Regions from separate parts of the Homo sapiens genome. Here all the other regions are linked to region 3. The links are chromatin loops, found by intact Hi-C in ENCODE. Cell type or tissue: endothelial cell of umbilical vein. All regions are shown on one strand.

Region 1 (8,000 bases), 320 kb after region 3:
AAGAATCGGGGACCGAGACTTTCAGTGCAGGAGGCAGGTCTTGGGTTCAAGACACAGGAGCCTGTATGAGAGAGAGAAAAGGAGCTTGTGAGTGTGTGTGTGTGTGTGTGTGTGTATGTGTGTGCACACGCGGGCACATGCATTCGTCATGGTTCACCCTTAATCCCCCCGGCCTGAAATAGCCTGAGCACCAGCCTGGCCTGGGGAGGGGTGTCTCCCCTCTGGAACATGATCCTCTGGATCAACATTCCAGCCGCCTGCCAGCTTTGTTGCAAACTGCTGGCTCATGGTTTTCCCTGTGTGCTAATCATCCAGCCTTGTGTTGCAAAGCGGGAGACATTTTTGTTTTCAACTTGGTATCCCCACTCCCAGATGCTATGCCGTGTCCTCCATCCAGATCGATGGGTTGAGCGTTTTCCTGCTCGGCCTTCGATTTCTCTGTGTGAGTCTTCTCTGCTGGGCAAAGTGGAGATGGGAAGTAAGGGAGACTGTTCTACCAAGCAGGGGACTAAAGCAGACTTTCAAAGACCTGGGCCACAGCTAGATTTTCCCCCTCCCTAGGAACCCATCCTGTGCTGCAGGCACCCAATGACACCCAGGCTTCCTACTCCTCAGAGCCCAGGCTTCTTGTGGGGGCAGGATCCTCTGTAAGGAGACTGGTTCTAGACCCTACTCTGGGTTCTCCTGTCCTTCCTAGAGGGCGCAAATGGAACCATTCCACTAGAGAGACACCTCACTCAAGTATTAGTTTGACCTGAAATTCATCCTTTTTTCTCTGTGGAGATTTAAGCCTCAGCTCTATTCCAGGCAAATTGGATTGAATCATGGTTCTCATTCAATTGCCAAGCGTTTGGGGGGCACTCACTGTATGTTCTGTGCTAGGTCCTGTGAGAACAGACACAAGCCATTGTCCAAGAGGAGCTCCCAGTCTCAGGGAGAGAGAGCCATGAGTCACAATGAGGATCTAGATAAATCATGTCAGCCGTGAAATGCTCAGGGTCAAGAGTACAGAGGAAAGGAGCAGCCAAAGAGATGGGGAGAGGAGCTGCAGGCAGGGATTCTGGATTGGGTGATCCACATGTGTGGCTTGAGGTTGCCCCAGTCTCAACTCAGCATCCTTCATCCTTCCTCAGAGGGGGACCAAGTCCCAGACCCAGCCCTCACACCTTCATGGCCAGTTTGTTCCTGCTCCACAATAGGATAAACAAACCTCAGTACAGAGTGGAGAGGACAACAGGAGGATTTTGCCCATTGTGATTGGAGAAGTTACAGATTCATTGGCCTTGGGAGGGCTTCCTCTGGGAGGTGGCATTTCAGGCAGGCTTGGTGAGAGTTGGTAGCCTATTTGGCAACCTTTATAAAGGTGAGTGTTTCCAATGTAGCAAGAAGTCTGAAAGAAGGCGAGAAACAGAGAGAGCCAATCAGAATCCCTAGAGAGGAGATGGGGTGAAGGGGGCTCATTCATTCACGCATCCTGCATCCATTCAGGCACCTCTGGAGCCTACTGAGTTCTGGGGATATAAAAAATGGATGCGACACAGTCCCAGGTCTCCAAGTGTAATGATGGAGTACCTTGAAGCCAAATGTGTGGGAGTTCTGTTTTGGGGCTAATAGTGGTGGCCGACTGCTAAAGACTTTAAAGGTAGTGGAGAATGTAGGCAACAGGGTCAGGGCTGGAGACACGCTGGAGACAAATCAATTGAGCAGCCACATCTTGTATTGGTCCAAGAAGAGCTGGCAGAAGGAGGGGAGACGGTGAACATTTATTGAGCTCCCCTCTGTCTCAAACATGGTGTGTACTAGGTGCTTTCCACAGATTATCTAATTTACTCTTCATGACAGGCTGCAAGGTACACATGATTTTCTCCATTTTACATCCAAGAAAAGAGAAGCTGAGAGAAGTGAAGACCCTGGCTCAAAGTCACACACCTAGCAAGTGCTGGAGTCCGGGATGGGCTACTCCAGAGCCCATGTTCTTCTTGCTACATGGGGATATGTTTTTGTGACACATGGGGAGAAGAATCAGGGGTCCTGGGACCTGGGTGGAGAGTGATGACCCTACCTAGCTATTGGTCAGTGGGGTAGGGACTACAGAGGAAGAAGCCAATTGCTACGAAGCAAGAATTTGGATTTGCTAGTAGACTGGAAGTAGGGAAATGAGAGGTACAAAGTTGAGGACATTCTGAGATGCTAGGCCCAGCTGCCAGATGCGACTCTGCAGCTCTGCGCCTCCCCAGCAGAATAGGAAGGGGGCTAATCAATGCATCCCCACCTGAGAAGGGTGGCACTTGCCTATTGACCTCTAAGGAATTTTGGATTTTCCAGATTGGCAGGGGGCGGAAGGGGTAGGGGGCCATCACCTCAGCCAGGACCCTAGAGGTTCTGCCCAGTGGCTAAGCATCCTGAGGACAGGACCAGGGAGAAGACTGGATGGGGCTGGGGTAGGGGGCAATCTACCCTGGAAAGATCACTACTTAGATGGACAGGGGGCATCCCTAGACTGAAGTGGAATAAAATGAGCCACACTGCCTGTCACAGGCATTAAAGCTGTCTCTTCTGCCGGTTCCTCACCCCCAGCCCTGCAGCCGTGGAGCCCAGAGACCAGAGGGTGGCCTTTGCCGCCAGGCTAGTGAAACCTGAGCGCTTCTCCCGCCTGAGAAGGAATGTTCCTTAAGAGCAGCAGCTGCTGCTTGTCCCCACAGGCCAGAACTGCCTTTCCCTTGAGACCAAGGCCCCCAACAGGAGTGGAACAAGAACAGGATTAGGTGGCTTGTTTACATGTGCTTGGCTTTCCCGAGTTTGGGAATCTGGCTTTTCTTGGTCTAAGACAGGGCCCTGGCTCTGCCAGAACGGAGGGATGCTGCCGGGAAGGGGTGTCTGGGGACAGGGACAACCTCTCCACCCTCCTAAGGCACATTTGCGCGGGCACACACACAAACACACACATCACACACACACAAACACACACACACCACCACACACAGGAATACACCCACAGCCTTAGGCCAAAGTCAGACCACACATGTATCTCGCATGTACCATGCACTTAACATTGCGCTAAGCAGTTTCGGGGAATTCAGAGAAAGACCCCTCTTTCCCTCAAAAAGCCTGCCACCAAGCTAGGGAAAGACGACGCCTGCATTAGAGAGAACCATTCTGTTGTGTCCAGTATGTAAGGCAGATGGGAGGCTTTGAAGAGTCCAGAGGACGGGCCGCGGCTGTGCCCTGGAGAGGTCAGGACAAGCTTTCCAGCAGAAAGGAGACATTCAGAACCGACCCCCACCCGCCCCGAGCCCAGGCAGGGGAGCCGCCAGCACGCGCCTTCTGGGAGGCTTTGGTGAGTGTGGTCTGAGCCGGTGGATCAGCAGAGACCTCTAGTGGCCGGGGGGAGGATGGCAGGTGGCTGGGGCTGGCTCCGCACTGCACCCCACTCCGGCCACCGACTCACCGTCACCCACCCTCCCACACAATCCTTAGGAAATGGCATGGGCTCTTTTACAGTCCTCAGCTGGAAGGATCTTTGCCAGGCCATCCCGTTCATTCCCCTGTTTCACAGGCATCCAAGTAAGATAAAAATTCCACCTATTTCAAAACAGCTTAAACAGAAACTTTTCTGTCATTTATCTCCTTCACTCCTTCATGTCTTTGTCCCATTCTGGTTTCTTCCAGGAATTCCTTCCTTGAGTGGAAATGAAGTCTTCCTTGAGTTTCCCAGGGCAGTTCAAGCCCTTTCCCTATTAAAAATGAAGCACGGTGGCTCACAGGGACAGACAGCTCTTCCTGGGCTGACGTGAGACCGCTGTGCATTCATGTGGGCCCCTGCACCCCCCACTTCCAAAAGTCATTCCACAGCTTCTCATCGTTTCTTAGTAAGGCCTTCCTTTGGAACAAGTCATCTTTCTGCTGTTCCAAATGCAATTTGGAGTAAAACTCCCCTGGGGACCACTGAGGTCTGTGAAGAATGAGTGGCAGTCGCAGTTCCAGGGTGTTGCAGCTGGCCCAGAGGATGGTGCTCGGGAGGCACCAGTTCTCTGCCATTCCAAACCCAAAGCCCTGCCTTGCTCTGCCCCTCCTGAGAGGCTCCTGCTTCTGAGTCTCAATCAACAGCACACAAGGAACAGGAGTGGGGCCGCTTCCAGGGGTGCCCATGGAGCCCGGCGTGTTGGTTTTCATCTGATTCCCAGGCCTCAGGCAGTTTCCAGAGGCTTGGGGACACCACGGCTGTCTTCCTAGTGGAACAAAACGAACAGAATTCTTGGGCTGGATAACCAGCTGTCATCCCCAGGTTCCTGGATAATTCCAGCAGGGATGTGAGGCTCTGGGTGCTGAAAAAAGTAACTAGAACCGTACCAAACACTCTTCTCACTTCCATCTGGGTGCTAAGGAGCCTAGAGGGGAGCAACTCTGTGTCTAGACACAGTGGCATCTACCTGGGTTTGGAGTCTGATAAGCCCTGAGGGGAAGCTGTCAAAAAGCTAATAATACTGTGTGCTTAGCCAACATGTGCTCCCCACGGGGTTTCCACCGCTGCTCTGGAAGTTCCTTCCTCAGAAAAGAGAGTCAGACCCTCCTTGTCTCCATTCCACGGCTCTAGAGACTAAGCCTGGACTGGAAATCGCAGCCAAGTGGAGTTGTGGGGCTAGTCAGAGACGATGCTTAGGATCCTGGGACTCGACCATTGCCCAGGAACATCTCAGACAGGGAGACATGTAGCCAGGTTTGCACAACTCTGCCTGCGTGCGCAACCCCAGCTGAACCCCTTCCATTGCTACGTAAAGAACTCAAGTGGCTTGAAGGCTTCTAGGACAGGTTTTTAAATCCCAACTGTACGACTCCCTAGTTGAGTGACCTTAGCCAAGGGAAGTGGGAAATAAATTATTGGATGGCTAAATGTGCCAGGCACTGTGCTTGCATTGGAGCCTGTCTGACCCCGAAGCACATATCCTCTCTCTGTGAGCACTCGTCCTACACTCAGAGCCAGAGGCCTTAGGCTGGAGGCACAGTTATTTGACTCTGGGAAGTCACTTCCATCCTCTCTGGACCTCAATCTCTCTTCAGGCAAATAGGACAGTCCTGCTGACCCCATGGGGTGATGGTGACATTAAAATGGAACAGCGTGGTGAAAGCTCTCTCATACTCAGCGTGTACGATCTTTGGGACCATCACAAGGAAGTTTTTAGAAATATAGATTGCTAGATGATGGGTGAGGGTCTTGACCCAGTGGCCCTGAGAATCTATGTCTAAAAAAAAAAAAAAAAAAAAAAAAAAAAAGCACACTCAAGGCAGGTTTGTGAAGCAGCTCATGTTTACAGATGTAAGGGATGAATATCATTTCCCCAGACCTCCGGGATGCCAAAATTTTGCTTCCTCTTCCCTGCCCCACCTAAAACGTTGCCAGTCCCAGCCCTGCCCTTGGACTCTATCTCTGAAGGTTTTTATTTTATTCCTTCACTGATAGAATCTGGCTGCCTCTCAGCACCTTCCAGCCAAAGACCCAGGGAAGGGAGAGAAGGGTAGGAAAGAGAAGGCTCTGATCCAATGCATAAATTGCCCTTAGTTACCCAAATTGGGTAAATTGGCATGGAGGGTATCCAAGCCACAAGGTGGAGAAGCAGCCAGGGTCTGAGTAAGCAGACGAAGCATCCAGGTGGTGGCTCACCCTCTGCCTTTGGCTAGGAAACAATGTGTGTTGGTTGAATCCCAAGGGACACATCTTGTATTTATTTTACTGACTTTGCTTGTATTTTTCTAACCTTGTTGGGTACTTTTTTGGGGGTGAAGAAAGTCTAGGACAACCTTTTATGTTTGAAATTCTCAAATATCCCTACCAGAAGAGGCACAGGCTAGCATGGATGATTCCAAACAAGGGATTGAGAAGTCACTTCCACTGGTTTTAAGGTGAATGGCATGGAGGTACCCACTCCCCCATTAAATTTACCTTCAAGCCTGGTGTGGTGGCTCACGCCTGTAATCCCATGACTCAGGAGGCTCAGGTGGGAGGATTACATGACCCCAGAAGTTTGAGACAAGCCTGGGCAACAGAGCAAGACTCTCTACCCTGTCTCAAAAAACAAACAAAAAAAAAAGTAAATTTACCTTCCGAGTTTGCTTCAGCTTCAAATATAATATCAGCACGGTTTACACACCATGAGAATGGTAGGCTGGGATGTTGGAACAAGGAGAACTCAAACTCAGAGCAGTCTCATCGCTGAAAACTCAGGCGTTGAGGGTCCCGGTGTCACATGCACTGTATACATAAGGAGATGAGGCCCACAGAAGGGTGGTGACGAGATTGCCTTTCCTCCAGTGCCCACGCTGCTTCTGGACTTCTGAGTTTTAGTTGTTTTTATCTGTTCACCTTGCCTGCAATGATGATTGGTTGACCTGCAGGATTCAAGGAGCATTTGCAGCCCAGAACCGGTGTAGGGGGCATTTGTGGGTGAAGGAGATCTGTGTTCTAGTCCTCTGGCTGCTAACGGGCTGTGTGGCCTTGGGAAGTCCCAGGCATCTCTAAACCTCAGTGCCTTATTTGTACTTCAGGGAGGGGAAATGTGTGGCTTCCAGGGGCTCTTCCAGTTTCTAGGCTTCTGCATGGCAGACTCCATTTTAGACTGCGACTGCAGGAACAGAAAGGCCAAGAGCTCTGCTCAAAGTATAAGCTTCACGGGCTAGGCGGCTCCCACGGGGCCCCAGGAAGGGGAAGCCAAGGCAAGAGCTGCCCCCTCTGTTCCCCAAGGTCACAGCAGCAGAGGTGAGCTCAGAATAGAAGCAAGGCCTCCATCGCCCCACCCACCCGGAGGAGCCACACCAGGAGGCCCGTGCGGCAGGTGGGTGGGAGGAGGGCGTGCTTGGCTCCTCTCCTCCTGGCGCTGCTTATTTATAGGAAATACTCCTCCAGCTCTTGGGCCAGAGACAACCCAGGAGAGTAAAAAAAGGCAGCTCTGGAGGAGACGCCAAGGGGGATTTAATCAGCTGAATCGAGTGAGATGTATAAATCAGTGCCGACTTCCACTTCCTGACAGGCTCTGCCAGGTTCTGTGTTGTCAGGGTCTGGGAGGAGATTCGCCATGGCTGTCCCCCGGGCTGTAACACTTTCCCTTCGTTGCTACAGGTAGGCAGTCACTGGCTCGAGGTTTCCTCCAAACACAGATTTCCGGGCTCAAAACCCTAGACTTGCCCTGGAGGCTGAAGACCCAAGCTTCTTCAAGTCCTAAAACAAAAACCGGGAAGCTGGGGCCTTCTTTTTTGCCCCATTTTGTCTATTTCCTTGACCATTTACCTGTCTCTAAATCCTTGCAGTTCACGCCTTACGATTCCAGCATTTGAGCATGGGAATGTCGCCGAAATGGCCATTGGACCTGTTAACTGGTTCAAGCCCCGTCTTCAGATGAGGAACCGTGGCTAGGAGGAGCTAAGAGACTCAGGCAGGCCTCCTGAGGCTCCCACACTTCACTCGCTGCCTTTTTTCTTCTCCGAACCTAGAGACCCTAACCTCTCCCACATCCTATTCCTTCCTCACAAATTCTCTCCAAGCACCCAGCCTCCCAGTGCAGGCTCCCCAGAAAGCAGGGAGGGCTCCACAGCAAGTCCAAGGACTTCTTTACCCAGCTGTTAACTAGGAATGGTGAGGAGAGCAGAGGGCCAGGAAAACATGTCTTACCTGCCTGGGCTAACGCAAAGAAAAGCGGCAAAGGTTCCGTGCTGGTCGGCAGTGTGGGGAGAGGAGAGTCTGTTTCCAGTGGAATCCTGTGGGCAGCCTGAGGAAGAGAACAGGATCGATGCCATGTGCCGAAGGTGGCTGAGGCTCATATGAGACACCCTTAGAAGACAGGTTATGGGAAGGCTAGGGCGGCTTTCATTTGCTTATTTAACATGTATTTTAGTATCCTGAGCTAGGTGCTAAGGATACAAAGGTGAGAGCTGGAGGCTGCTCTGTGTGTGCAGCCTAGTGTGACAGGCCTGTGATGGAGGTGTGTGGAGAGCAGCCGGGGGACGGGAAA
Region 2 (8,000 bases), 51 kb after region 3:
TACATCATTGAAGGGGTGAAGCTGCCTCTGTCTTTTGCCCTTTCAAAGTTCATTCCTTCCTAAGGAAAAGGCAATTAGCAATTCTTATTAAACCTGGCTTTCCTTCATGAACCATGGTGGAATTAACCCTTTGCATCATGGGACAGAATTAATCATTTCTAGATTTGGGATCTTTTTTTAAAAAGTGATCAGATATTCCTCTTTGGGCAGGGGGTGTAAAGGGGGAAGATAAATACTGAAGAATTCAATTTTGCTGTGTGAAGGCCTCGTCTCTGACAAGTAGTTAATCTATTTGTTGATACTGTGAGAGGAGAGGCTCCAGCAGGGAGAAAATTAAAAAACGCTCAGCGCCAGTTGCTACTCTGATGAATCTCATCCAATTATTTAACAGGACACTGCTTGCTGGGTGTACCTTTTTTTTATTGTTTTAATTTTATTTTGTTCTCTATTATGTGTCATATCATTATAAAAGTTTTCTGGATTAAGAAACCCTTTCAGTCTGCCCTTTTTCATTCGGCCACCATTGATTTTTTTTGCTTCTGTGTTCATAACTGAGTTTGAAATTAATGTAGGATTATTATTGATTTATGTATGTATTTATTTTCTTTCCTCTTGGAATGTAGCATCTTAGAGGCTGGATTCTGAATAGAATTTGAAAGAGCATCCGCTGCAGGAGGAGAGTTTTAGGTTAGGGAAGTATTGTTCAGAGTTGTCTGAATGGGGAAGGACTGGAGAACAGTGTTAGTTACACTCCTCAGAAGGACTGAGGCAAGCTGCTCTCCCCAGGGAGAACATTCTTATTGGTTTAGTTTAGGCCTCGCTAGCCTCCAAGACTCGCGTGGATGTAGAAAAAAGGCAGTTTTTCCTCTGGGGGAGTCGCTCTGATCTTGCCGGATTCTGGTTCACTCCTAAAGGCACTGGCAGAGATGAAGTTTTGGCCAAGCTCCCCCATGGCCCAGCGTGCCTGCAAACGACACTGCTCTCCTAACCCCAGCTACAGTTGGGACACACTGATCGGACCTGGGCATGGGTAAAGCTCCATGGTATGTTGTAAGTCACCAACCTCTGAGGTCTATAAGGGTTCCCTGGCCTCACCCAATTTGTGACATAAGCCTTGTGGTTATCACCCCAATCCCTTGGACCCAGGGATAGGGATGCCAGACAAAATACATGCTAGCCAGTCAAACTTGAATTTCAGATAAATGATGAATGATTTTCAAAATGTTAGCGTAGTGTATCCCGAAGATCGCAAGAGACAGATGTATGGCTCTGTTCCTCTCCACCCTGCTCTTCACACACACTCAGAGTCAGAGGCTTGCCCCCTGCTCCATTTTCCCTTGAAGCCTCTAACCTTCAGCAACCTTGATTCCTTCTTCCTTCAGTCTCCTTGCCTCCAGCCGGGAAGCCAGACTCCCCCCTGCTCAGCACTGCTGCTGATGCTTACAGGTTAGGGGAAGGGTCCACGTGGAGGCCCTGGCCTCAGGCCCCCCGCTGCACCCCGCTGCTGATACTTACAGGTTAGGGGAAGGGTCCACGTGGAGGCCCTGGCCTCAGGCCCCCCGCCCCACTCCAGTTCTTGGCCCCAGCGCTGTTCTGTGTTTGAGGAGCCTGTGGGCCTTGGTCTCAGATCTTTCCACACTCCACCCCACCTTTACCCAGACAGCTGTCCCTTGGCCCGCCTGCTCACCTGCCATGTGGTCTGGAACAGGGAGGGTGTTCCTGGAGAAAAGCCTTTGTGGGCTCTCTGAAAAGCCCAGGGTCAGGCAGAGACCCAGCATGGGTCCCAGTGCAGCCCCGCTGTGGTTCTGGAGAGGCTGTGTGGCCATTCTTTTGGCCGGTGGCCACTGCTTCTGGATTTCTTCATTCTCCTTCAGAGGGTCCCGTGAAGACCAAGGCATCGGCTGGTTTACCCTCACTGCTGCGTCCCTCCTTTCGCCCTCCTTCCCCACCACAGCTACCATCTCCCTTCCTCTGTCCGGGACAGGATGTAGGGTTTCCATTCCCTTGAACACACAGGTCACTGGGGCGGAGGGGAAGTCACCAAATTTAATTTAACAAAATCTTCACAACCCAACAGTTTCAGTGTAGTGTGTTCCTAAGGCGACAGAGGAACAGATAGAAGGGAGAAACGAGCGTGGGGAGAACCATTGTTATTTGGGAAAGAATTCAACCAGTTTTCACTCCCTTCCCCCTCCCCCCCTGCTTTGGGCAGAATTCAGCTAGTTATTTTCCAATCCGGTTGTGTGTATAGACACACCACAGCTTCTTTGATCCCTGCCTTTCCTCCTAATAGACAAACTGCTGCCAAAGCTTCCAGCTTCTTTCTCCATGGTGACCAAGCCCCTCATTTCCATTTAATCTCAGCCTCCACCTCCCCTGTACCCCACCCCCTCCTTCATGTGGAGCTGGTTATTTCCTTTCTCTTCTCTCATTTCTCTCCCCTTCCCCCAGCAGTTCACAATCCTCTTCAAAGTTTCAGGAGTAAATATCAATGTGTGATGGTTCCTTCCTTTCTCCCCGACCTGCCTCTTTCTACTCTCTACCCCTTTTCTCTGGTGGCTCCCAAATCTTTGCTCTTCTTGGCTCTTCAAACACATTCCTCTTAGTTCCCCCTCAAACTCCCTTTCCTGCTCCAGTCTCTGGCCTAAGAGATGTGAAGATGCAGAGGAGGGAGGCAGGAGGGACGGGCCTCCCACTTCCCTACTTCCTTTCAGCAGACCCCTGAAGAAAAGAGGCGGAAGGAACTAGGAATGGGATGAGTTGGGTTCTTGCCAAGGGGCCCTCCCTCCCCTCCCTCCTCTGTCTCCGAGCTCTGCCTGCACTCGGGTTCACGCGGGAGAAGATGAATCTGCAGCACCAGCCCCTGCCAGTCTCCCACAGCCAGGGTGGCCAAGCCCTCAGGGCTCTGCAGGACAATCCTCGGCGTCTGCTGCTGCTGCTGCTGCTGCTGGAACCTTCTCAGGGTGTCCTCTGCTGGCAGGCAGGCTTCGCACACAGGTGAACAGAACTCACCACCAGTGAGAAAGCTGGCCGTCTCACACCTTGGCTAGTTTGTGAAACCCAACTCATTCCACCAATGTTGCCTCATGGACTGGCTTTGGAAATTCCATTAATAGCTCCTCTCTGGCCTTGAAGCCTTGCTACCCTAATCCATCAATGACCATTTCACAACCGGGGAATGACATCTGTCCATGTACTCACTTTTTATGGTCCGGTCCTTTACAGCCTACACACATTCTTCCTGAAGATCTCTTACTGGGTCCTCATGATAATGAAATTCCAGCTGTGCAGAGGGAAACTGAAGCTTGCAGAAATTAAATATATTCACCAAATATCTGAACAAAGAAGTAATCGGTGGAGCCAGGGCAAGAACCCAACTCATCCCATTCCTAGTTCCTTCTGCCTCCTTTCTTCAGGGATCTGCTGGAAGGAAGTAGGGAAGTGGGAGGCCGCACACTCTGGCACAAGGCAAAGGGGTTAACAGGAGTGTGTTGACTTTTGTCCTTCTGCCAAGTCCCCTCACATCCAATTTACATTGTTATACAATGCTGATCTGTACCATTCTTGTTAATGTTTCTTTATAGATGTTTTAGTTATGTCTGTCCCATATGTGCGTCTGACTTTTTTCGTAGAATCTGAGCTAGCTCCTTGCTGCACTACTACCCCGGGAATCAGAACAGGTTTCCGCATGCAGCTCTTTGGTGAGAGTGACTTAGGGCCCCTCGAGGGACATGAGAAAACGATTTCGATACCGTGAACACTGGGGCAGGTAGAAACCCAACTTATCCCAGCTTTTCCATCTTCCTGCCAGGCCCCGGCCGGGCTTCCCAGCCTCCTCGTTAGCCTCTGTGAAAAATTAAAGCCCCAATAATCAAATCAACCCTTGTAAATGCTCTAAAAGCCGCTCCAGAGCACCAAGGAGCCAGCAAACCCCAGACCCAAATCCATGTCAAATTTCATAGATATAATTTAAGCAGGGATCAAAACCCACACTAACCTAGTAACTAAGGCTGCTCAAAATGCACTTTATAGTCCATCTGCCTCTCTGCTTCAGGGAGTCTGTATTAAATTTATTGCAAAGTAAAACAAATAAACCCAGGCAAAGGCAAGATGGAAATCTGCATACTGTCAGAGAATTAGCAGCCCTCTCGGGTTAGGAAGGCTGCCTCTCAATTTGCATCTCTAAGGAGTTGTGACTGGGCTGGGGGGCTGGGATGGTCGGGGCAGGACGGAGACTCGGAGCAGGCCTGCCCCCTGCTGGCTGACTGTAGAACTACAACCCTCTGGCCGCGGTGGTGGGCTCTGCAGGGCTCGCCCCGCCAGCTTTTGAAAGACAATCTGCAGCTGAAATAAATGTTGAAAAGGTGTGGAATTGGAAGAGCACGTAGTAGAAAGAGGGGAGGGAAGGGCTCTGTGGGGAAGAGATCCTCATTTCTGAACATAAAGCTTGAGGAAGGCGGGAACTTGAAGTGGGTGGATATAGAGTTTCAGAGCTGTCTTTTCTGTTGTAGGAACAGGAGACTGCGGTGCATTTCTTGACTCCTCTTCCCCTTCTTTTCCTTCTCCCTTTCCCTTGCTCTCCATAATCACAAAACGCAGAAGACTGGAGTGCAGGCGGCAGGGGTCCTTGCATGGCACTGTTGGCTTTGCTGTGTGACCCTTGGAGAGAGCTGTGCCTGAGACCAGGGTGAGGCCTTGCTTGCAGGGTGGTGCTGGCGGGTTGGCGCCTGTGTGGCTGGAGACGGGGTGCTTCCTGAAATTCCGCTTCACCCCAGGCCTGGCACTGCTCAGTCGGCTCACCTGTGGATAGAGAGGGCCTCTGAGGCTCCTTTCAGAGTGAATATCTGAATTTGATGACTCTGGTTGAAGAGCTCAGGCATCAGTCACAGACTTTCCAGGGAAGCTCCCAGGATCCCCGATACTCTCCTAGGATATTCCCATCATAACCTTCAGCACTGGCTCCAGTGGTACCCTCTCTAGATTGAGGCTCCCCCTGACTTCTTTAGTCAGAGATGGGCTGTCTTCCTTGTACTCCTTTTATAGGTAGGTAGATGGTAGGTAGATAGGTAGACAGATAGATGTAGATATATTGATATACTTATAATCACGTTGTAATAATTTATTTATCAACCCCATCCCCTAGAATGCAAAGTCCTTGAGCTCCATGGACAAGGGGAAGGAGTAAGGCCTGGTGAGTGTCATGGCCAGTCTCAGTGTCTACCCGCTCCCCAATTCCTGCTTTTCCCAGCCAGCACCTGAAACACAGTATGTGTCAAATGAACGAAAGAATGAATGAATAAAGAATAAAGTGGCAGGCCGGGCGCGGTGGCTCACGCCTGTAATCCCAGCACGTTGGGAGGCCGAGGCGGGTGGATCACGAGGTCAGGAGCTCGAGAACATCCTGGCTAACATGGTGAAACCTCGTCTCTACTAAAAACATAAAAATTAGCTGGGCGTGGTGGCACGCACCTGTAGTCCCAGCTACTCAGGAGGCTGAGGCAGGAGAATTGCTTGAACCTGGGAGGCTGAGGTTGCAGTAAGCCGAGATTGCACCACTGCACTCCAGCCTGGGTGACAGAGCGAGACTCCATCTCAAAATAAATAAATAAATAAATAAAATAAAGTGGCAGAAGATGATGAAGGTTTGGCTGCACAGTTGACCTAGAAACCTGGCTTTGCCCTTGGCTTCCTATTGTATCCCTTATTCTTTGATTACCCTCATGATAGTCCTAGCTTGTCTACCTCCTGAGTGGTCCTCAAACTCATCTGCTTCTCCTCCTTTCCCTCAAGAGGCAGCCCCGCTAAGTGTGAACAGCAGAGAACATGGGATCAGGAAGACCTCAGTTCTAGTCCTGGCACCCATGCTTCACCTAGCCAGGAGAACCTAGCCAAGCCTCAGTTTCCATCTTTTTTTTTTTTTTTTTGGACAGCACAGCGTAGTGGTTAAGAGCATAGACACCCAAGCTAGACTGCCCGGGTTTTTTTTTTTTTTTTTTTTTTTGAGACAGGGCCTCCCTCTGTCACCTAGGCTGGAGTGCTGTGGTGAAATCTTGGCTCACTGTAACCTCCACCTTCTAGGTTCAAGCGATTCTCCTGCCTCAGCCTCCCAAGTAGCTGAGACTACAGGCACCCACCACCACGCCTGGCTAATTTTTTGTATTTTGGTAGAGATGAGGTTTCACCACGTTGCCCAGGATGGTCTCGAACTTCTGAGATCAGGCAGTCTCGGCCTCCCAAAGTGCTGGGATCACAGGCGTGCACCACTGCCCCCAGCCAACTGCCTGGGTTTTAATCCTGCCTCCTCCATTTGTTAGCCAAGCGGCCCTGGACAAGTGACTATTTAATCTCTCTGTGCTTCAGTTTCCTCATCCATAAACTAGAATTAATAGAATCTACTTCATAGTGTTGTCGTGAGGATTAAAAGAGCTAATACACATAAAGCCCCTAAAACAACACCTGGGACATGGTTAGTATTAACTAACGCAATAAACACTAGCAATTATTAATGAAAAGCAAAGGAATTTTATAGAACTGAAGGCAAGCACCAGAAGAGGCAGTCCCAGAAGAGGCTTTGAAAGGTAAGGAGGGAGCTTATGGATGAACAAGCGAAGCATTTCCACAAGGAACACACGCAGTGATGCTGAGGAATGATGCAGCCAATCAGGTGGCAGGGAAAAGCTCACGACTTCTTGGAACCTGCAGAGCCCAAGTTGGCATTTTTTCCAGCAGAATCAGAAGCATCAATGGGGTGAGTCCGAAGTGTCGAAAAGTGGAGCAGCTTGTTCTCTGGGATCTTCAGCGTGTTTGCTTATGAAATGTCAGCCACGCTGGCTCCCCCGACCTCCTCAGCCTCATTCCACCCCCTCTTCATCTCACCCTCCAGGCTCCATCCATAAAGAAACGTGTTCAGGTCCTCTGACAGAACTTGCTCCTCTTCCCTCAGGGTCTTCACACATGTGGGCGTCCTGCCCTGAGTACTCTCTCCTGTTTGCACCTGTTAATCCTCCCTTCAGGTCTATATTTGGATGGCAGGTTCTCTGGAAAACCTTCCATCCCCCTGTAGCCTGGGTGGGGCGGCCCTAATCTGCGCTCCCATAACACTGTGCCCTTCCCTGCTTACCCTTGTATCTGTCAGCTCCAGCTATGTAGCAAAATGCCACAGACTGCGGGGCTTAAACAACAGACATTTATTTTCTTACAGTTCTGGAGGCTGGATGTTCAAGATCAACGTGTTAGCAAGGTTGGTTTCCGGGGAAGCCTCTCTGTTTGGCTTGTAGGTGGCTGCCTTCTCCCTATGCCCTCCCATGACCTCTTTGTGCACAGGTTGGCAGAATGAGGAGGAGGGAATCTCTGTTTTTTTCTCTTTTTATAAGGACACCAGTCCTATTGGATTAGACCCCCACCCTTGTAACTTTAACCTTAATTACTTCCTTAAAGACCCTATCTCTGCAGGACACGGTGGCTCACACCTGTAATCCTAGCACTTTGGGAGGCTGAGGCAGGCAGATCACTTGAGGTCAGGAGTTTGAGACCAGGCTGGCCAACCTGGTGAAACCCCGTCTCTACTAAAAACACAAAATTAGCCGGGTGTGGTGGCGGGTGCCTGTAATCCCAACTACTCGGGAGGCTGAGACAGGAGAGTCACTTGAACCAGGGAGGTGGAGGTTGCAGTGGGCCGAGATCACGCCATTGCACTCCAGCCTGGGCAACAAGAGTGAAACTCCATCTTAAAAAAAAAAAAAAAAAAAAAGAAGACTTATCTCTAAATACAGTCACATTAGTGGTTAAGGTTTCAACATATGAATTTGGTGGGGGGTGCAATTCAATCCATAACACCCCATTAGAAGATAAATTCCACGAGGGTAGGGCCTTGTCTATGGCTATGTGTTCCCCAGCACTGAGGCCTCACCCTGTCTCCTCATGATTCTCTAATTTCTACAGAACCTGCTCATAGCAAGGGTGCAATAAATATCTGTTGGGTGAATGAATGAATGAGTCAA
Region 3 (8,000 bases):
TCTTCCCTGAGGGACAGTGTGAGAACTTTGGACATGCCCTCGGGGACAGAGGAGGCAGAAATAGGGAAACCAGTTTCCCTCTGAGCTGCGACTGAGCTGCAAGTGCCTCCTGAAGTTCAGAAACCAAGGTCATCTGGCCCCTCTGCCTGGGGTATGCAGAACAAAAGCAACTACCAATCAAAGTCTCTGAAACAAATGTGAATCAAGCATGGGTGGCTGGCCTGGTGTGCTCTCTGCCTACTGTCTGGTGGTGGTGGATGTGGTGGTGGCATCAGCAGGTCAGTGGCTGAGGCTACACAGTGCTGGTGGTCTGATGGTCGGGCGACCCTCTCCCGCTGGCCGTCCTGAGCAGGAGCCTCGTGCTAACAAGGAGGCCGCTAATGAGCTGGCCGGAGCTGTGGACCTGGGCTGGATGGCAAATGTGAGGAGGAACCCCCGGGACATGGTAACCAGCACGCATCTGGGGACACACTTCCACTTAAGGAAGACACCACCCAGGGGAGAGAAAGTGAGAGCAGGAAGACACACAACACAGGAAGCACGCAGAGCACCTGTCCTGCCCTGCCCTGCCCTGCCCTGGAAGAGGGGAGCAGGGGGCTGGACTGCATGACCCAAAGTTCCTGTGCCTGTGCTCCTTGGAGCCAGGCCTGAGGGTGGGAAGGGAAGAAGAGCAGCAGAAAGCGAGGAGGATTTAGTGAGCAACTGCTCTGTCCTGGAATTGTGTCTGGCTTTAGACGTGTGAGCTTGCCTCGCAGCAGCCTCTCATTGAAGGTGAGAGACAGAGGCTCAGAGCTCGGGCACAGCCTAACACTGAAACTGGGCCTGGGGTTTGTTTGCTTTTCTCTGGACTGCCACCGCTGTCCCAGGCTGGTCCTGCTCCATGGGAGGCCTGTGTGTGAGGTGTGCAGTGATTTATCAGAGCAGACAGAGCACTGTGCTTGGAATCCAAAAACCCCTGGACAGTCCTGCTTTCTCCACTCACTCCATGAGACCTTGGGCATAGCACTCCATCAGACCCAGATTCTCTGAACCACCACATCTTTATGTATGAATGGGGATGCTTATCCCTGAATACCTGGCAGAATTGACCCAAGGCTGAGATAAATGGGATATGTGATATTGCTTTGTAAAGCTGTCAAATGTGGCATGAACATTGTAAGGTTTTATTTAATTTCTTTTTTTTTTTTTTTTGAGGCGGAGTTTTGCTCTTATTGCCCAGGCTGGAGTGCAGTGGTGTGATCTCAGCTCACTGCAATCTCCGCCTCCCAGGTTCAAGTGATTCTCCTGCCTCAGCCTCCCGAGTAGCTGGGACCACAGGCATGCGCCACCACGCCCGGCTAATTTTGTATTTTTAGTAGAGACAGGGTTTCTCCATGTTGGTCAGGCTGGTCTTGAACTCCCAACCTCAGGTGACTCACCCGCCTCGGCCTCCCAAAGTGCTGGGATTACAGGTGTGAGCCACCGCGCCCGGCCAGGTTTTAAATATTAATCTAGCTTGCTATTTCCTGCCTGAGAGGTGAAAGGGAGGCCTCATTACAGAGAACTGAGATGAAAGCAATGATGAAGGGACCCTGGGACCCTGCCTTTCCTCTCCCTACTCAGCAGGAGCTTATGAAGTCATCTCACTTTCTCTTCTGTCCCCCCTCTCCTCTTCATGCAGGTATAAAGAAATATGAGGCCCCAATTGGAACAGCAGCATGGAGGGTCCCAGTTGGGTCCCCAACGTGCTCCCCATGGGCAAGACAATGGAAACTTCCACAAGCAGGGAAGGCAAACCCTCTTTATTGAACATTAGCCAGCCCAGCCCAGACCCCAGGGCTGCCTAAGGACACAGAGATTCTCCATGGGAAGGGGACTGCCAAGCATGAGGAAATAGAAGATTCAGGGGCCTGAGCTCTGGAAGCTGCAAGCAAAAGGGATGGGACTAGGGCTGAGTTGTGTCTCCATTTTGATAAGGAAAGGATATGCTCAGACTCTTGCTTGTTCAGATTCCAAGACAGAAGGCTTCACAAGGCCAACGCCTGGAAAATGGGCATCTCTCCTTCCCATGTTAAGCTTTAACCTCTGTAATCTGCCTGTATCTATAGGTGGGCATCTCACTCCACCAAAGGAGCCCAGCCTCTCTTTGTCCCTCTATCCATGCAACAGTCTTCTCTGTGCATTTCCCCAAGCTGGGCCCTCTTCTACTCTCCATTTAGGCCTGTTGATAACTCCATTACCCGCCCATCACTGCTGTTCCTCCAGGGCCAGCACTCGGGCGAGGCAGGGGAGCTGCCTTCGGTACATAATTTGAAGGGGCACTCCCTCTTGGGCACATGCCGGCCCTGAGTGCCTCCCTTGCCTCACTCTGATCCTGGCCCCATAATGTCCTCAGTGGAAGGTGATGGGGGCCGGTGCTGTGGGGAGAGTAGAAAGAGGGGTTGGCATGACTAAAAATACCAGTATGTGTATTAAGTATTTTGAGAATGAAATGCCAAGGAGTGCCTACTATATGCCAGCTCTAGGAATGGAGTAGACAGTGGACACAAGAAGGACTTACGCCCTGAGCACAGGTGCCAATGGTGACAAGACTGGCAAGACGTGAGGGCATGAATGGTTCATTCAGGCAGCTGCTGCAGATGTGGTCACCTGGTGCCATCTGCTGCTCCCTTTTCCACTTTTCTATGTCCTCCTTCCACCCCAAGTCCCGGATCACTCGCTGTTTTCTGGCTAGCTCTTGGCATCTCCATCTGAGCCTAAAGTTGCCCACTGGCACCAATAGATTCTGTTTGACCTGCTGTGCCCATGCTCATCTTTGTCGGGGCTTGGCTTGGCAGCGAGCGAGGCTGGCATGGGGTGCTGAAGTGGGGTCTCAGTGAGGGGTGACAGCGTGCTGGCAGTCCTCACAGCCCTCGCTCGCTCTCGGCGCCTCCTCTGCCTGGGCTCCCACTTTGGCGGCACTTGAGGAGCCCTTCAGCCCACCGCTGCACTGTGGGGAGCCCCTTTCTGGGCTGGCCAAGGCCAGAGCAGGCTCCCTCAGCTTGCAGGGAGGTGTGGAGCGAGAGGCGCGAGCGGGAACCGGGGCTGCATGCAGCGCTTGCGGGCCAGCTGGAGTTCCGGGTGGGCATGGGCTTGGCGGGCCTGCACTCGGAGCAGCCGGCCGGCCCTTCCGGCCCCGGGCAGTGAGGGACTTGGCACCCGGGCCAGCGGCTGCAGAGGGTGTACTGGGTCCCCCAGCAGTGCCGGCCCACCTGCGCTGTGCTTGATTTCTCGCTGGGCCTTAGCTGCCTTCCCGCGGGGCAGGGCTCGGGACCTGCAGCCCGCGGTGCCTGAGCCTCCCACCCGCTCCATGGGCTCCTGTGGGGCCCGAGCCTCCCCGACGAGTACCACCCCCTGCTCCAGGGCGCCCAGTCCCATCGACCACCCAAGGGCTGAGGAGTGCGAGCGCACGGCGCGGGACTGGCAGGCAGCTCCACCTGCAGCCCCGGTGCGGGATCCACTAGGTGAAGCCAGCTGGGCTCCTGAGTCTGATGGGGACGTGGAGAGTCCTTATGTCCTGCTCAGGGATTGTAAACACACCAATCAGCACCCTGTGTTTAGCTCAAGGTTTGTGAGTGCACCAGTCGACACTCTGTATCTAGCTGCTCTGGTGGGGCCTCGGAGAACCTTTATATCTAGCTCAGGGATTGTAAATACACCCATCGGCACTGTGTATCTAGCTCAAGGTTTATAAACACACCAATCAACACCCTGTGTCTAGCTCAGGGTTTGTGAGTGCACCAATCAACACTCTGTATCTAGCTGCTCTGGTGGGGCCTTGGAGAACCTGTGTGTCGAAACTCTGTATCTAACTAATCTGATGGGGACGTGGAGAACCTTTGTATCTAGCTCAGGGATTGTAAACGCACCAATCAACGACCTGTCAAAACAGGCCACTCGGCTCTACCAATAAGCAGGATGTGGGTGGGGCCAGATAAGAGAATAAAAGCAGGCTGCCCGAGCCAGCATTGGCAACTCGCTCGGGTCCCCTTCCACGCTGTGGGAGCTTTGTTCTTTGCAATAAATCTTGCTACTGCTCACTCTTTGAGTCCACGCTGCTTTTATGAGCTGTAACACTCACCGCGAAGATCTGCAGCTTCACTCCTGAGCCCAGCGAGACCACGAGCCCACCGGGAAGAACGAACAACTCCAGACGCGCTGCCTTAAGAGCCGTAACACTCACTGTGAAGGTCTGCAGCTTCACTCTTGAGCCAGCGAGACCACGAACCCACTAGAAGGAAGAAACTCCGAACACATCTGAACATCAGAAGGAACAAACTCCAGACGTGCCACCTTAAGAGCTGTAACACTCACTGCGAGGGTCCGCGGCCTCATTCTTGAAGTCAGTGAGACCAAGAACCCACCAATTCCGGACACACCAGGACCACCAAGTGGGTAGGTTAAAGCTCATGACAGTGGGCACTCCTGAAGGGGATGCTCATGATATTGATGATGTGTGGGCAAATGGGGAGCTTAGAGCGCCACGCAAGATAAAAGCCTTGCATTTCCTGGGACGTTGTGGGCTGGTGCATTAGCCAGATACACACCCTTCCACACTGAAGCAGGCTGCACAGCGCCAATGGCAACAAACAAGGAAGGCTCCTCCTGCCTGCAGTCACTTCAGCTCTGAGCGCAGGAGTCAGCCAGGGACCTCCAAGTCCTCAGCCCACAGGGGCAAGAGCTATACTCTGGCCTTATGTTCAGCATTCAGGAAAGCTGCTCTCTGCTGCTCTTTGACATTGAGAATGAAATGAAATTAGTTATTCATTTAACTTCACATTTGGTCTCAATTAAGCTCAAAATGTTCTTCCTTAGAGATGCTCCAATAGCACTTGTAATTAAGGAGTTTAAGGAGAAGCTGTGTTGCTTATATGAGCCACTAGATGGTGACCCAATCCCATCATACAGCCCAGGGTGGGCTGTGGTTCCATCCTGCTTCCTGGAAGAGAGACAGGAGCCGAGGCCTCTTGACTTTTCAGACTTTCAGCTTGCTTTCTGCTTCAGAGGGCAGGGGAAGAGGAATGGTTCTCTCAAGGTCTTCTCTTCCCCAACTGCACTGCTTACTAACTTTAAGCCTGTTTCATCATCAGGAAAATGGTGACATTATCTACCTCATAGGATTGGTATGAAGGGAGACACATACTCAACACACTCCTGCCCTTGAAGAACTTGTCTAGTTAGGGGATAAATAGGAAAACACACGGAGACAGTGACTCCAGGTGAGAGCTATGCTGTTCATTAGTCCAGCCATGCAGGAACACGGCTGGCAGAAGGGCAATTCCGGGGGCAACGGGAAGAGTCCTTCTTCCTTATGAAGGCAGAATTCTGAGGACTTGGATGACTCATTTGATAAGGTAGTGAGGGGTAATGGAAGAGGGAGGAAGTTAACATGAATACTTATCCAACTCCTAGGATGTTAGGCCTTAGAGACTGAAACTGAACAAATGGCATTGGCTCCTACCAGCAGGTAAGTGTGGCACTAGACACATGCAAAAGGCATTGTGCGAGCTCAGGGTCTGGCCTCAGAAATGAGGACTTAGGCTGTGGGTAGGGAGTTGGAAAAAATACTGAAGGTTGGGGGAACCCCAGCACTGAGATCTGCCTGTCTGCACCCATCTCCCAGGTCCCAGGTTACTGGCCCTGTTTGGGCAGCTCTGGGCGCAGCCTGTTCACCACAGGCCTGGTACCTGCCTTCTCCCTGGGCCTCAGCACTCACTCACACGGGGCTAATGTAGGAGCATTACGTTAATTAGTTATTCATTTAATTTAACTTCACATTTGGTCTCAATTAAGCTTAAAATGTTCTTCCTTATAGATGCTACAATAGCACTTGTAATTAAAAAGCAGTAACTCTTTGTGTTTCTCCCTTAGAAATCCACTGGGAGGCTGGGCGAGTGTGTGTGGGGTGGCTGGGGGAGGAGGAGGAGGAGGCAAGAGGCAAAGAAAAGAAAGGGAAAGAAGCTCTTGGTCGGTCCTAGCACCATGAGGCCACCACTAAGACTGAGGCTGGCAGGAGGAACTCAACACATCCTGGGTGTCTGAGTGGGGGTGGGAGAGTTGCTGTTGGGAATCCTGAGAAGTGACAAAGGAGCAGACCTCCTACTGAAAGGTGTGGGGGTAGGGAGGATGGCAGATGGGGGTGGAAGGAGGCAATGCTTAGGGGAGAAGGGGCCCTATATTCTGTGATAGGTACAATGTGCCCCCATAAGATGTCCACATCCTAATTTTCAGAACCAGTGAGTGTTACCTTACATGGCAAATGAGATTTTGTATATGTGATTAAGGATCTTGAGATGGAAGGACTGATGGGGTGGACCCAGTGGAATCAAAGGGCTCCGGATGAATCACAGAGGGAGGCAGGAGTGTTGGGGATTGGCAGATGCTGCTCTGCTGACCTTGAAGACTGAGGAAGGGTCCACCAGCCAGGGGGACGGGGGCGGCCTCTAGAAGGTAGAAAAGGCAAGGAAATGGGTTCTCTCGAGGCTCCAAAGCCTTTCCTTTACCCCCTGAAACCCATTTCTGGTTTCTGACCTCCGGAGCGATAAATGTGAATTGATCAAAACCAGTAAGTCTATGGCAATCTGTTACAACAGTAATAGGAAATTGATAATATTCCCAGTGTAAAACTGGGGTATGACCAATTTAACGGCAGGAAAATAACCACAGGCAAACAAAAGAAATCTCCAAAGCTTAAAACAAGTGAAGGGGCTGGCCTCATAGCATTTAGGCACAGCATAAGGGCTACTGTGTGACCACCTCACCCAAGAGTTCTCCAAGGGCAGGACTTGGACCAAATGCACAGACTATATCATCTCTGGCATGATGTGATGTAAACCATTAAAAACACACTTTCTCATTCTGTCTGTGGCACTGAGCCTGATTTCGATCCCAGCTCTCATTTCTTTGGTGGCAGGAAACTGAGAAAAGAGGGTGGGGGGGGTAGGGACTCAGAATTTTTTTTTTTTTTTTTTTTTTTTTTGCATAAACAGTCACCACCAATAATCTGCTAGGGACAGAGATCAAGTAGAAAACAAAACAAAAATTCCTGGTGTGTGGCTTTGATTCTGCCATTGGCACCTCTGAAAACTGGCCCAAGTCTCAACATTCCAGCTGGATGGTGCTTACAAGAGAGGCGGCAGTGTTCTCAAAACTTGAAAATATAGTCTACTAGCAGCTCAGCTGTTTAGTATCTCTGAGCAAGGGGACAACCAAAGTCTAACAGCAGAGACCTGCCAGAAACCCTGGGCTAATGGGTGAAGCTATCTCTGAGGCCTGCGTGCCTGTTCACGCTTTTCCCCAGACTCCTGCTCAATTCCTAAGATTCTGGTTTTTCCACCAGACTCAGCTACTTTTCCTTGGTATTTCTGTCAAGTGGATTTGCATTGCCTGCCCTTGTCCCTCCTTTTCCTTCGAGTTTATCCTATGGAGCAACGCTCTATAACAGACAGTAGTCAGGCTCTTAGACTCTAGAGCCAAACTGCCTGACTTTGGATCCTGACTCCTGTTTACGCCTACCAGCCCGTGCCTGTTCCCCATCTGTGAAGTGGGGATATTAAGAGTACCTACTTCATAGGGCCGATATGAAGAAGACATAATACTTACAACACACTTAGAAAAATGCCTAGCACATGTTTGCTAAATGTAACAAAAATTGTTATTTTGACATGTGGAACCCTAGACTTATTTCCAAGTATTGGGATGGAACTAGAGATTAAAGGTTGAACTTTATGAACTATAAAATCTCTTCCAATCCTGAGTTCTTATGCTTCTATGAGGATAATCAACACTTTTCTAGATTCGTTTCCATACAGTTCTGATTCTCACATCTGGAAATTCATTTCTATGTAACAGCCAGATACTTAAAGGTTTAAGCAAAGGAATTATGATTGAATGTTTGTTATTCATACTAAAATGATCATTAGAATCCTTTAATGAAACTTTTACCTTTTTGGATATGTGTTAAGAAAATGTCAGGTACAAAC

The links. Hi-C counts contacts between places; a loop is a spot of excess contacts. Peaks named below come from ENCODE experiments on the same cell type or tissue, not always from the same donor. Only the 100,000 strongest peaks of a DNase experiment are listed, where the experiment ranks them.
Region 1: it touches region 3 in a loop (9-fold over the local background); 45 of 110 quality-filtered maps call a loop at or near these places.
Region 2: it touches region 3 in a loop (10-fold over the local background); 45 of 110 quality-filtered maps call a loop at or near these places.

Annotation. Positions count from the first base shown.
Region 1 is chr11:125,401,676-125,409,675 of GRCh38, forward strand. The region is part of intron 7 of PKNOX2 (PBX/knotted 1 homeobox 2); the gene reads left to right. Among named protein-coding and RNA genes, the nearest start is that of FEZ1, 91 kb to the right of the region's middle. RefSeq lists an enhancer at 7,079-8,000. In endothelial cell of umbilical vein, a CTCF peak has its summit at 3,379 (motif pointing left); a DNase peak (open chromatin) is centred at 3,226; H3K27me3 peaks cover 888 bases.
Region 2 is chr11:125,137,660-125,145,659 of GRCh38, forward strand. No RefSeq gene overlaps it. Among named protein-coding and RNA genes, the nearest start is that of PKNOX2-DT, 23 kb to the right of the region's middle. RefSeq lists an enhancer at 4,132-4,688. In endothelial cell of umbilical vein, a CTCF peak has its summit at 4,263 (motif pointing left); a DNase peak (open chromatin) is centred at 4,242; H3K27me3 peaks cover 580 bases.
Region 3 is chr11:125,086,459-125,094,458 of GRCh38, forward strand. SLC37A2 (solute carrier family 37 member 2) reads left to right here. Exons shown (of 18, transcript NM_001145290.2): 18 at 1,661-4,058. The coding sequence ends at 1,676. TMEM218 (transmembrane protein 218) reads right to left here. Exons shown (of 5, transcript NM_001258244.2): 5 at 7,931-8,000. Among named protein-coding and RNA genes, the nearest start is that of TMEM218, 21 kb to the right of the region's middle. In endothelial cell of umbilical vein, a CTCF peak has its summit at 4,898 (motif pointing right); a DNase peak (open chromatin) is centred at 4,933; H3K27ac peaks cover 318 bases.